Regions from separate parts of the Homo sapiens genome. Here regions 2 and 3 are each linked to region 1. The links are chromatin contacts, found by Hi-C or POLR2A ChIA-PET in ENCODE. All regions are on one chromosome and are shown on one strand. The core of a region is the stretch at or near the end of the contact, and the rest is flanking DNA. Distances in the headings are between cores, read along the strand shown.

Region 1 (4,243 bases), core at 967-3,466:
GGAGGTGGAGGTTGCTGTGAGCCGAGATCGCGCCATTGCACTCCAGCCTGGGCAACAAGAGCGAAACCCCCTCTCAAAAAAAAAAGAAGAGCCTACACAATCACCTTTATTTCCTTATTTCTGCTAATTTCTTGGTCTACTGCAATCTGGCTTTCGGCTGCTATAACTCCACGGACACTGCTATCAAGGTCATCTTCATTTTATCAACACATTGTCTAATTGCCACATCTGGATTGATTTAAAAAATCTACAAAATCACTTGTGACCTTTGGGGAAATTTGAACACTGATTATTTGATACCAAATAATTAATTTTTAGGTGTGATAATGTTATGATGTGTTAAAGAGTTTTTATCTTTTAGAGATAATACTGTTTAGGCTAGGTGCAGTGGCTCACCCCTGTAATCCCAGCACTTTGGGAGGCCGAGGTGGGTGGATCACCTGAGTTCGAGACCAGCCTGACTGACATGGTGAAACCCCATCTCTACTAAAAATGTAAAAAGTTAGCAGGGCATGGTGGTGCATGCCTGTAAACCCAGCTACTTGGGAGGCTGAGGCAGGAGAATTGCTTGAACCCGGGAGGCAGAGGTGGCAGTGAGCTGAGATTGCGCCATTGCACTGCAGCCTGGGCAACGAGTGAAACGCCGTTTCAAAAAAAAAAAAAAAAAAAGATAATACTGATTACTTACAAGGAAATGATATGTCTGGGATTTGCTCTGAAATAACTGGGGTGGGATATAGATAACATTTTTCTTATGTTTAATGGTTGAAACTGGATGATGAGCATATAGAATTCATTATACTCTTTTTTCAAACTTTGTGTGTGTTTGAAATTTTCTATTATTGAAAAGTTGGGGCTTTTTAAATAAATGGAAAAGGGGAGAAGGAAGTAACCAAGAATAAAATCAATAAGAAATAATTATTTAATTACAATTCAGAATGGCATGCAGACTGTAAACTTTAATAATAAGTGGCTGTTCAAACTAATTTTCACCAGTAAAAGAATTGGGACTTTGACAGTGGAAGCATAATGCCTGGCATAAAGCAGATGCTGAGTAAATAATTGGTTGACTGAATTAGCTAGCAAGAGCTCAGAGCTGGATTACATAGACAACTCGTTGGATAATTTTAAAGGCTGTATACCTTTGGGAAAACCTGGTAGTTACTAGTCACCCCATTTGTTTTCATAAATAATAACAATCCATAATGGTATGGTGCTTACCATGTCCCAGGAATTATTCTAAGCGTTTTACATACATTAATTCTTTTAATTCTCATATTAGCCTCAGGAGAGGGGCACAATTACTTTCCCCATTGTACAGATGAGGAAATAGAAGCAAAGAGACTTTAAATAACTGGCTTAAGTCACACAGCAGGTGAAGTAACAAAGCCATGATTTGATCTTAGGCCATCATGTTTCATAGTCAATATTTTTAATCATAGTATTATATAGTCTGTCTTCAGTAAATCTTACAAAATTAATGTTATAATTGTCTACATGAATAATTCTAGGCAAGACTAGATTTGTCTAAGACATAGGTATTCTGATATATATATATCAGAATATATATATATAGTGTGTGTGTGTATATATATGTATATGTCATTCAATTCAGTGTTGGATTTTTATTGAATTTATTCTAGGCCGTTGTGACTTTATTTCTGTCTGTTGGCTAACCTCTCTGGACTAGGAAATGTATACTCTGTTGAGGTGATTTGCTCAAAGTGGAAGCCTTAGTTCTAACTTGGCATGATAACTTTGGAAAAGTGACTGAGTGCAAGATACTACCTTAGATAATTTAAGCAGAAGACTAGATTGGGGCACAATTGAAAGTAAGAGTGGAAAATCAGATTCAGCTAATTTTTGATAAAGCCAGTGTAATTCTGAGTGGTTTAGATAAAATTAGTAAACACAAGGGCTGTTTTGTAGACTAAATGTAGGTGAAAGATTAAATCTTTTATCTAAAAAGATGTCTCATCTCTCTTTTGTTAGAAGGTCCCCTAAGAAGAGCTTGGCAGACTCTGAAGGAACCTCTCCTTTTGCATAATGAACTGCCAGTAGAAACCCTTCTAGCCGTTAGAACGCTGTTTCTGTTTTTAGTAAACAGTTTCACATTCAGGCAGTTTTGTTTCTGGTTTGAGTATTTACAGGTGATGTGAAAGTTTAAGGATAATAACTTTGCTGTTAATGTCTGCTCTTAATCACATTCGTCTCAGGGAGGTTTGCTGTTTTGAAAACAGTGTTTTCAGAGAAAAAGGTTATCTGTAGTTAATTTGATTTCCTCTTTCATTTCAGCATTTTTTTTTTTTTGAGACAGAGTTTCTTTCTTGTTGCCCAGGCTGGAGTGCAATGGCGCGATCTCGGCACACTGCAACCTCTGCCTCCTGGGTTCAAGCTATTCACCTGCCTCAGCCTCCCGAGTAGCTGGGATTACAAGCATGTGCCACCACACCTGGTTAATTTTGTATTTGTATTAGAGACAAGGTTTCACCATGTTGGTCAGGCTGGTGTTGAACTCCTGACCTCAGGTGATCCACCCGCCTTGGCCTCCCAAAGTGGTGGGATTACAGGTGTGAGCCACTGTGCCTGGCCCTAAAATGCCATTTATTGTTAAAACATTGTATGCCGTTAATTTTGAAATTGACTTGTGCAGTTGTTGCTTTACATTAACATCTTCATAAATTTATTATACAGTTAATGTTTCTTAGACAGTTTACCAGCTGTCATTTATCATTTACTTGGTAATTTAGTGATCTCAATTCTGATTTAATTCACCTAGTCACTGAGAATTACTTATGCTTTGCTTGCTCTCAGTAAAGCATTAGAATTAAGTAATGACGAGAAGAACAAAGGATTTTCTTAAGTATAGTACATGAACTTAAATAGTTTGGGTTACCTTGTTTTAGTGTTACAGACGGTTTTTAATAATCCCTGGATTCAAATTAGCCGGGTATGGTGGTGGGTGCCTGTAGTCCCAGCTACTCGGGAGGCTGAGGCAGGAGAATGGCGTGAACCTGGGAGGCGAAGCTTGCAGTGAGCTGAGATCATGCCACTGCACTCCAGCCTGGGCGACAGAGCGAGACTCCGTCTCAAAAAAAAAAAAAAAAAAAAAAAAAAAATTCCCTGAACTCTCTAGTATATATTAAATATTTCAAGTTTTTAAACAAGTAGTCTCAAGTAAAGGACTGGCCGGGCACAGTGGCTTACACCTGTAATCCCAGCACTTTGGGAGACCGAGGCAAGTGGATCACCTGAGGTCGGGAGTTCGTGACCAGCCTGGCCAACATGGTGAAACCTCGTCTCTACTAAAAATAGAAAAATTAGCCGGGCATGGTTGTGGGTGCCCGTAATCCCAGCTACTTGGAAGGCTGAGACAGGAGAATCACTTGAACCCAGGAGGCAGAGGTTGCAGTGAGCCGAGTCTGTGTCATTGCACTCCAGCGTGGGAGACAGAGCGAGACTCCATCTCAAAAAACAACAACAACAACAACAACAACAACAACAAAAAACGAAAAAAGAAAAGGAAGGACTGGCTTTATTTGCTTTATCCACACTGTCAAATTTTGGTATTGTGGCAGCACTAAGAAATTTGTAGTTTCGGTAATGAGGTTCATGACATATAGTAATCTCGTTATCTAGCACAAATTTGAGTAATTTGAAGAAATCAGTTACTTTAGCTAGTGAAAAAGTCTAGCTATCTGCGTAACAAAAATAAAACTTCTTGAATCTTTCTCAGAATGTTAGAGCAAAAGATAAAAGATATGGAAAAATGTGCAAGGAAAGAATGATTTGGAGAACACAGAGTGATAGCGTCTGACTGAAAGAAATTTCAGGAGCTGTATTAGATAACATAGAAGGGGAAATAATCAGTGAAATAAAAGGAGAAATTTCTCTTTCTTGAAAAATTGAATCTTTTGTTTAAAAGCATTCTGATTGCCAAGATTAGATGAAAGAACATCTATGTTTAGTTTCAACTTTTGTAATTTTAAAATTTCAAGAGTAAAAAAACCCTAAAAGCCTCCAGACATAGAAGTTGTTACCTAAAAAGAATAGGAGTCCGCTGGCATTGGACTTCTTCACAGCAGCAGTAGTTGGTAGAAGGCAGTGGAGTAATACATTCAAAGTTCGGAGTTTCTAATCCAGAATTTGATAACAGCCAAATGATCACTCAAATGTGAGAACAAAAAAAGACATTTTCAGAAATTTAAGGACTTGGGAAGGTTAACTTAAACGAGTTCTTGAA
Region 2 (4,243 bases), core at 1,045-3,544, 510 kb before region 1:
AAGGGGGACTCATAAAAACCCCTACACTTGGAACACCTTAAAATATGTCTTAGTTTTCACTCCCACTTTAAAGAAACCAGAACTTTTCTGCCATTGCTTTATGGATAGTGTTTATACAAAGAAAAGCCATAGGAATATGCATCTGCTTTTTAAGTTGGAATGTGAAAGGCCGAGTGACTGCTGTCACTCAATAGCGGTGATGATAGGTTTGCTCACAGCTCAGACCTTTGGCTTCACATATGCAAGACTGCAGTTTTTACCTAACACCCTTGTCAAGCCTCAACTCCACAAACCTGTCAGAGGCTGTGATTAAGTTATCGTCTTTTGCAGAGGAAGTGTCTAAAGCTTAAAAAGAAAAGATTGAATTGACTCAGTTCTAGAGCCAGTAAAAGCCTCAACATCCTGACCCTGGGCCAGATCACAATGCTTCTCCCATACTGTGCCTTTTAACATAGAGGTCCCTGATTCACACAGCAATGAACCTAAGGTTTGATGTATTCAGTCATGTGCCACATAAAGACATTTCTGTTGATGACAGATCCCATATACAGTAGTGGTTTCATAAGATAATAATATTGTATTTTACTGTACCTTTTCTATGTTTAGATATGTTTAGATGCACAAATACTTACCACTGTGTTACAATTGCCTACAGTACAGTAACACGCTATACAGATTTGTAGTCTAGGAGCAATAGCCCGTACCATATGGCCTAGGTGTGTACCACCTAGTTTTGTGTAAGTATATTCTATGACATTTGCACAATGAAATCACCTGAAATCACCTAACAACCTATTTCTCAGAACATATCTTCATTGTTAAATGATGTGTGACTGTATTTAACTAAAACAGAAACATTAAGGAATACACATAAAACAAATACTGCGAAAAATATTGAATGTCACATTCTGACATTTAAAGAGAGATAGAATCTACATGAATCGTTCAACCAGGATCAAAGAGTAAAGAGAACGACCAGCTGTGGCAAAACCATGTCACAATGAAGGAAGTTTGGTTCAGAAAACTTATACAGTAGAATAAGGACGCCTATCTGAGATGACCCTAAGATCCCACGGTGGTTTCTCACCAGTGTAAGTGCTACCTCAAGATAACATCATGTGGTTGAAGGTTTGAATAAAACGATGTATATACATTCTCAATCTGCTTGTGCTGGACAACTGAAATTTCAGTTTCACAAACTTATGAAGGCAAAGGGACCCATGTTCTTCATCTTCTTAGAGAGAAAGATGTCCACCCAAGCTTCAGGGAAGGATAGATATAATCTAGGGCAAACTCAGGAGCTCTGAGAGCCCCTCCCCATCAAGTTGACTCACCACAGTGTCCCCATCTACCTTGAATGGTCTGCATTTTGGAAGAAGCCACAAAATGAAGAGTTAAGAATCATTTCCATAGCATTAGCGTATGTTCCAAGAGGGTTACATGGATGTCCCAGAGGGAATCTTGCTGGGCAGCTCTCCTCCTCCACTATTTCATCTTTCTTTCTTCTTTTGAAAAGGGAGAATGATAACCAAGTCTCAGTAAAAGCAAACAATGAAACAATCTGGGCCTTCCCATTCAAGTTGGCAAGCCAAACACTCCTTTATCTCTCTGCTTTCCCCAAATAGATGGCAGTAAGGAAGATAGGAAGAATGGCGGGCACAGGAAAGGATGGGCAGGCCAAGGATTTTCATTAACTTCTGGAAGCCTGTCAGTGGATGGAATTACACTCAGGAAGTAACATTAGCAGAGGGAACAACAGCTCAGAACATGGCCCAGAGAAGGATGAAAGAGGGCAGGGCGCCAGAAGGGCCCCGGACTCAGAAATGGCAGGTGTGAAAACGACTGAAAATACCTATGGAATAAAGAGTGAAGTAGATTCATTTCTCCTCCCAACCGCCCTCACCTGTTCATGTAATAGTGGCTTTTATGGCCCAGCCTACCCAGAGAGCTGTTCTTGGCAGCCACTTATCTATGTCTGGGAGGAGATACAGTTCCAGAATGGAACTGTGTTCGGGTGCCTCACTGCTAAACCAAACTCAACATGTTCTTAACTTTAAAAAATAATACATATCATACAAGAAGTCCACAGTAGGATGGCTCCCAGATGGTTACTCTTGGGGCTCTGGCATTCATTCCTCAGGCATCCAGGTTCTTCCCTCGGTTCACCTCCTCCACTCAGTGTGTCCACAAGATGGCAGTAGCAGCCCCATGCCTCTCACCTACACGGGAAAGCACCCGGTGCAATGCCTCTTACTCTTCCCAAGCATCTTTTTCAAGAGCACGACCGCCTCCCGGAAGCCCCTAAACAAGCCTCCCATTGCACTGCATTAGCCAGAGCAGGGTCACGTGCCCACCCCAAACCAATCACTGGAAGAAGAAATGAGTTTTGTCTCTTTGTTGTTGTTGGTGGTGGTGTTTGGTTGTTTGATTGGCTGTCTTAGAACGGGGCTTCTCAAACTTGAGCAGGCATCAGAATGGCCTGGAGAATTTGTTAAAATAGCACATGGGTTGCTGGGCGCCACCTCCAAAGGTTCTGATTCCATAAGTCTGGGGTAGGGCCCAAGAATTTGCATTTCTACCAACTTTTCAGGCAGTGCTGAGGATTCCAGTTCGAGAACCACTGGATTTGAGGAAGCAACCAACAGTGAAAAGTCCCATCCTCCCCAGGCACTTTAGGAGTGGTTCTAGCCTGACTTCCTGCTCACAAGGTTCAAGTTAAGCCTTCCAGCGCACAAGCCCCACCCTCATGCTCAGGGCTAGTCATGCCTCTCAGTCAGGGAAGTCATGATTCTAACCACCAGAAGAGCTAAAAGCAGAAATGTCCAAAAGTGGCAACCTCAGGGGAGTGCTGGGAGAGAAGGGGAGGAAGGGAAGTGAGACATTTTATTATTGTCATATGCCCATCTGAACCCATTGTATTTTTCTTTCCTTCCGTATTTTAATAAAAAATACTTTTTAGTGCACATTTTTTTTCTACTAAGGAATATTTTCAACTTTTTGCCCTTCTCCAACCAGGCATTTCTGTGTATCAGGATGAAGGCTGTGCCTGCTCCTGAATGACTACTGGGTAAATAACGAAATTAAGGCAGAAATAAATAAGGTATTTGAAACCAAAGAGAACAAAGACACAACATACCAGAATCTCTGGGACACGGATAAAGTAGTGTTTAGAGGGAAATGTATAGCACTAAATGCCCAAAGGAGAAAGCAGGAAAGATCTAAAATTGGCACCCTAAACATCACAATTAAAAGAACTAGAGAAGCAAGAGCAAACGCATTCAAAAGCTAGCAGAAGACAAGAAATAACTAAGATCAGAGCAGAAGAAAGAGATAGATACAGGAGAAACCCTTCAACAAATCAGTGAATCCAGGAGCTGGTTTTTTGAAAAGATTAACAAAATACATAGACCACTAACCAGACTAATAAAGAAGAAAAGAGAGAAAAATCAAATAGATGCAATAAAAAATGAAAAAGGGGATATCACCACTGATCCCACAGAAATACAAACTACCATCAGAGAATACTATAAACACCTCTATGCAAATAAACTAGAAAATCTAGAAGAAATGGATAAATTCCTGGACACATACACCCTCCCAAGACTAAACCAGGAAGAAGTCAAATCCCTGAATAGAACAATAAGTTCTGAAATTGAGGCAGTAATTAATAGCCTACCTATCAAAAAAAAAGCCAAGGACCAGACGGATTCACAGCCAAACTCTACCAGAGGTACAAAGAGGAGCTGGTACCATTCCTTCTGAAACTATTTCAAACAATACAAAAAGAGGGACTCCTCCCTAATTCATTTGATGAGGCTAGCATCATCCTGATACCAAAACCTGGCAGAGACACAACAAAAAAAGAAAATTTCAGGCCAATATCCCTGATGAACATCAATGCAAAAATCCTCAATAAAATAGTAGCAAACTGAATCCAGCAGCACATCAAAAAACTTATCCACCATGATCAAGTTGGCTTCATTCCTGGGTTCAACATCAACAAATCAATAAATGTGATCCATCACTTAAACAGAACCAATGACAAAAACCACATGATCATCTCAATAGATGCAGAAAAGGCCTTCAATAAAATTCAACAGCCCTTCATGCTAAAAACTCTCAATAAACTAGGTATTGATGGAATGTATCTCAAAATAATAAGAGCTATTTATGACAAATCCACAGCCAATATCATACTGAATGGGCAAAAGCTAGAAGCATTCCCTTTGAAAACCAGCACAAA
Region 3 (4,243 bases), core at 827-3,326, 490 kb before region 1:
TAATCTTTTGTATTTTTAGTAGAGACGGGGTTTCACCATGTTAGCCAGGATGGTCTCGATCTCTTGACCTCATGATCCACCCATCTCAGCCTCCCAAAGTGCTAGGATTACAGGCATGAGCCACCATGCCCGGCCATATTCCATTTCTTAAGGATTCACCTACTCAACCCATAGTCAAATGTCTTGTCCTCTCTTCTAGTTTATCCCTTCTCAATATCTTCCATGTAGATGGAAGTGACTTGAGACTATTCTCTTTTGCATTCTCAACTCCTAAGTTAATACTCCCTGAAATCTATCCTACTGGGTTCTTCTGGACTCCATCTCATTCCTAGATTTATTGTAATTTTTCTTTCATTTCCAGTATAAATTCTCTAGCTAACACTTCTCCTCTTGTCCAATAAACTAGACCTCATAATAATAAAAATGACCACCAAGGAGAGTAGAATAGAGGAGAGAGAAGGAAGGTAGGAAGGATAGGATAGTGTAAGGGAAGTACCAAGTTAACAATGCTAGAATTTCCAGAATGTTCTTTATGGGCAAAGGGAGGGTCAGAGATTATGAGTGCTTATGCATTATTTGATTTTGTCTGTATTGTTCAAGGAAAATGAAATTTCTTTGAAAAATTCAAAGTATTTTTTGATAGGGAGGAAACACTTCTCCATCACCTTTGTGTCTAGGTAAAGAGCTTCATTGAAAAAATAAAAATATAACAGAAACTTATAGTGGGATTTTCTGAGGTTGGCACTAACAGATGTCTGTGGCCTCTGTCCACTAGAGCTATTTGAGCAGACCCTTACTGCCAGAAGAGACCACTGTAATGAAAACCTTAGTTAGTCCTCTTGGAATTATGTGGACTAAAGTGAAATTATTGAGCAAGGGGTCTAGGGACTTTGAGTGGACTGATGACTCCAAGGAGGGTCTGGCCTCCTGTCATTTGCTTTCTGCCTCTCAAATTTTGATAGCATATTTATACAACTGTCCAGAGCTACCATTCCCTCCTGGATAGGAATTTTGCCTGCCAGGTACCAGTGAAAAATGAGGACGAGACCTCTGGCCCCAGCTATTGGCAGAGAGTCAGGCTTATTGGTGTACTCCTGCTGGCTGGAGCATCACTGAGAGCTCACAGGCCACGTGCTGAGAGAACATCACCCTCAGCAGCACATTTGTCAGAAAGCTGTTCTCACCTGGACACCTGAATCCATTACAGGCTTTCCCCAAACCCAGCAACACTGGAGACCTGGCTTCTCTCTACAAATACTCTACCCTTCGAAATCTCAGTCTAGTGAACAAACCTTTTTCTCCATGCAGAGTCCAGGCCAGGTGTGTTGGGAACATAAGCCCCTGTCAAACACCTCATTGTACCTCCATCTGCAGAAGAGAAGCATGTTTTCCTGACCTTCCGCTGGTAATCACCATGTTTTGGGATGCATGGTTTTTCATTTTAGACATTGATGTCAATTTCAAACAAGTTATATTCCTACCACACTCCTAACAAACCATATTTTAAATTAACATGCAATATTCAGATTTTAAAGCAAAAGTGCAAGCTAAAATATTAACCTGTTAATTGGTTAATAGTTATAAGGCCTAATGACACCTTTGAATCAAAAGATATACTGTATTCTGCTTCATTTTGCAACAATACTAGGAGGTAAGAAACACTGACTATTTCCTGGGTGTCAGGTACACAGTACCTTATTTCATCTAATCCATGGTCAGCTCCTCTTTGGCTCTCGGTACTGAGGATGAGTTCTGGTCCCAGAGACCAGAGACAGCAGAGAAGACACAAAGTAACCACAGGCCTTTTTCCATTTCAGTTGGTAATACACCTCTTCGTTATGAGAGTTAATGCAAATGAGCACAATCTAAATGAAGCCCCGCGGAATTACTCAGAAAGGGGAAGGCAATGCAAGATTTCCAAAGGAGTCTTGCAGAGAGAAACAGGAGAGCCCTGGGTGGTAATAGCTATCTCATTTCCTGCTAGCACTTTCTCGCCACATCACACCACTTCTCTGTTTTTCTGCTTTATCAATCAGTAAAATGAGAGCCTCAAGACAATAAGGCCCATGGCCCAGAGATCATGATTAACTGCAAGATTCAAAATCAGCTGCAAGAGAACGAAGCTGTCACATGGGTTTCTAAAGAATATTTGCCTCTTTCACTAAAGGGAGAATGAAGGTTGCTTAACCTCTCTGTGAAATAAGTTTCAGTTCCTCTTCTATGAATGACTGGCTAAACTTCATTTTCTCTAAGACCCTCTAGTATTCAGTTCTCTTCCCACCTGCTTGGCCTAATCCTGCATGAGAGGCAATGATTGGGAGCAGGAAAAGAAGATATGTAATTTAGTTTCTGAGGAACAAGTCTTCTGGAAAGCTTTGTAATTAACCTATTTTCCCCAAAACTGATTCTCTGTCACCCTAGGACACTGACAATAAACCATACCCATGATTTATCTTCTTACCTACTTGCAGTAAAGGAAAGAATAATGAACCAAGAATTGCAAGACCAGATTCTTATCACAAATCTCAAATAACTCTGTAATATTTGCGTAAGTAGTTAACCACCCTGGAGTGCTTTCTTAATTGAAAAATAAGGGGGATCCAGGCATGGTGGTGCATACCTATAGTCTGTAAACCAAAAATAAAATTCTAAGGCCCCCCAACCATCTGAATGGGCCTCTTCTCTTGGCCAAGGGCATTCCAAAGTTAACCTGAAAATCCAGTTCAGTCCATGATGGGAAGGGGGTGCTAGACATGCTCCATTATACCCTCCTCCCTTTTGGAATTACTCATAGAAAAGACTTTTTGAGTCTGACAGGAAACATTTGCAATCTATTCTCTCTAAATCCTGCTACCTAGAGGCTTCGCTTGTGTAATAAAACCTTAGTCTCCACAACCCTTTATCTTAACCAAAACACTCTTTCTAAGTCTTTAGATAATAACTATTTCAATCAATTGCCAATCAGAAAATCTTTGGTTCTACCTATGATCTGAAAGCCCGCAGCTTCCATTTAACCTGCCTTTCTGAACCAAACCAATGTATATGTTACATGTATGGATTGATGCCTTATGTCTCCCTAAAATGTGTGAAACCAAGTTGTGGCCCAACCACCTTGGACACATATTCTCAGCATCTCCTGAGGGCTGCGTCATGGGCTATGGGTCACTCAAACCTGGCTCAGAATACGTTTTTTTCAAATATTTTACTGAGTTTGACTCTTTTCATTGACAAGTCCCAGCTGTGTGTGAGGCTGAGGTGGTGGGATTGCTTGAACCAGGAGTTCAAGGCTGCAGTGAGCTGTGCTCATGCCATTGCACTCCAGCTTGGGCAATGGAGTGAGACCCTGTCCCCTAAAAAAAAAAAAAAAGAAAGAAAATAAAAAGCAAAAGGGGGTTGGACCAGGTGGTCTCTAAGGACCCTTCCAACTGAAACTCAGCAGTGCACGTAATGTGGAAGAAAGGCATTTTCATCATCTAAAGTTCTGAAGCATTGAACTCAGCAGTGACCCAGCATGCACAGCAAATTGCCCCGGAGTAAAAATTGCTTCCTGGAAGTGTTATTGATAAGCACTTACTTTTCATACCAGGTTTATATTTCCTACAAGAATAGCTCGGTCCCTTATTTAGAATGTGATGCCAATTTCACTACAGTTATAATGTTGATTTGAGTGTAAAATTTCATGGAAAACACACTTCTTCTAATTATTGATTTTTGCTCTGCCCAGTAGCTAAGAAATAAATGAATACATGATCTCTCCTTCAACAGCCTGAGGTTTTTTAAATTAAGAAGGAGAAAATAAGAGCTCAAAAATACTTTTGAGTAAATGAATAGTAAAACATGTAATACTTTCCAAACAATTTATTTCCTGCCATTTATGTTCCACATGAAAGTGACTAAATTCATGGTTATTGCACCTCATCATAGTCCAGAAACTATAATAATAGGTTCTGGAGATACAGAAATTAAGAGATTATTATTTAGTTTGAAAAGAGAAAATAGAGTAAATGGTGAAAGGTAAGTGTATTAGTCCATTTTCATGCTGCTGATAAAGACATACCCAAGATTGGGGAATTTATAAAGAAAAAGAGGTTTAATGGACTTACAGTTCCATGTGCCTGGGAAGGCCTCACAATCATGGCAGAAGGCAAAAGACATGTCTTACGTGGCAGCAGACAAGAGAGAATTGAGAGCCAAGCAAAAGGGGTTTCCTCTTATAAAACCATCAGATCTTGTGAGACTTAAT

The links. Hi-C counts contacts between places; a loop is a spot of excess contacts on that map. ChIA-PET counts read pairs that join two places held with the same protein, here RNA polymerase II (POLR2A). Pooled maps may share reads with other maps.
Region 2: a loop to region 1 is called in a pooled map, with 5 times the contacts of the local background. The contact joins two enhancer-like sites. A Hi-C loop is called at or near these places in 7 of 50 pooled maps. POLR2A ChIA-PET finds 5 or more read pairs at or near these places in 2 of 52 experiments (T-cell and activated CD4-positive, alpha-beta T cell).
Region 3: a loop to region 1 is called in a map with no recorded cell type, with 5 times the contacts of the local background. The contact joins two enhancer-like sites. A Hi-C loop is called at or near these places in 2 of 37 single-sample maps with no recorded cell type and 3 of 50 pooled maps. POLR2A ChIA-PET finds 5 or more read pairs at or near these places in 1 of 52 experiments (activated CD8-positive, alpha-beta memory T cell).

Annotation. Positions count from the first base shown.
Region 1 is chr2:68,201,669-68,205,911 of GRCh38, reverse strand. The region is part of intron 2 of PPP3R1 (protein phosphatase 3 regulatory subunit B, alpha); the gene reads left to right. Among named protein-coding and RNA genes, the nearest start is that of PNO1, 46 kb to the right of the region's middle. RefSeq lists an enhancer at 1-344. Within about 2 kb of position 2,216, at least 4 of the 41 ENCODE cell types and tissues checked have a DNase peak (open chromatin) inside an H3K27ac peak, as active enhancers do.
Region 2 is chr2:68,713,567-68,717,809 of GRCh38, reverse strand. It overlaps a transcript of ARHGAP25 not described here. Among named protein-coding and RNA genes, the nearest start is that of ARHGAP25, 19 kb to the left of the region's middle. RefSeq lists enhancers at 2,231-2,310, 2,579-2,873. Within about 2 kb of position 2,294, at least 14 of the 41 ENCODE cell types and tissues checked have a DNase peak (open chromatin) inside an H3K27ac peak, as active enhancers do.
Region 3 is chr2:68,687,989-68,692,231 of GRCh38, reverse strand. No RefSeq gene overlaps it. Among named protein-coding and RNA genes, the nearest start is that of ARHGAP25, 45 kb to the left of the region's middle. Within about 2 kb of position 2,076, at least 4 of the 41 ENCODE cell types and tissues checked have a DNase peak (open chromatin) inside an H3K27ac peak, as active enhancers do.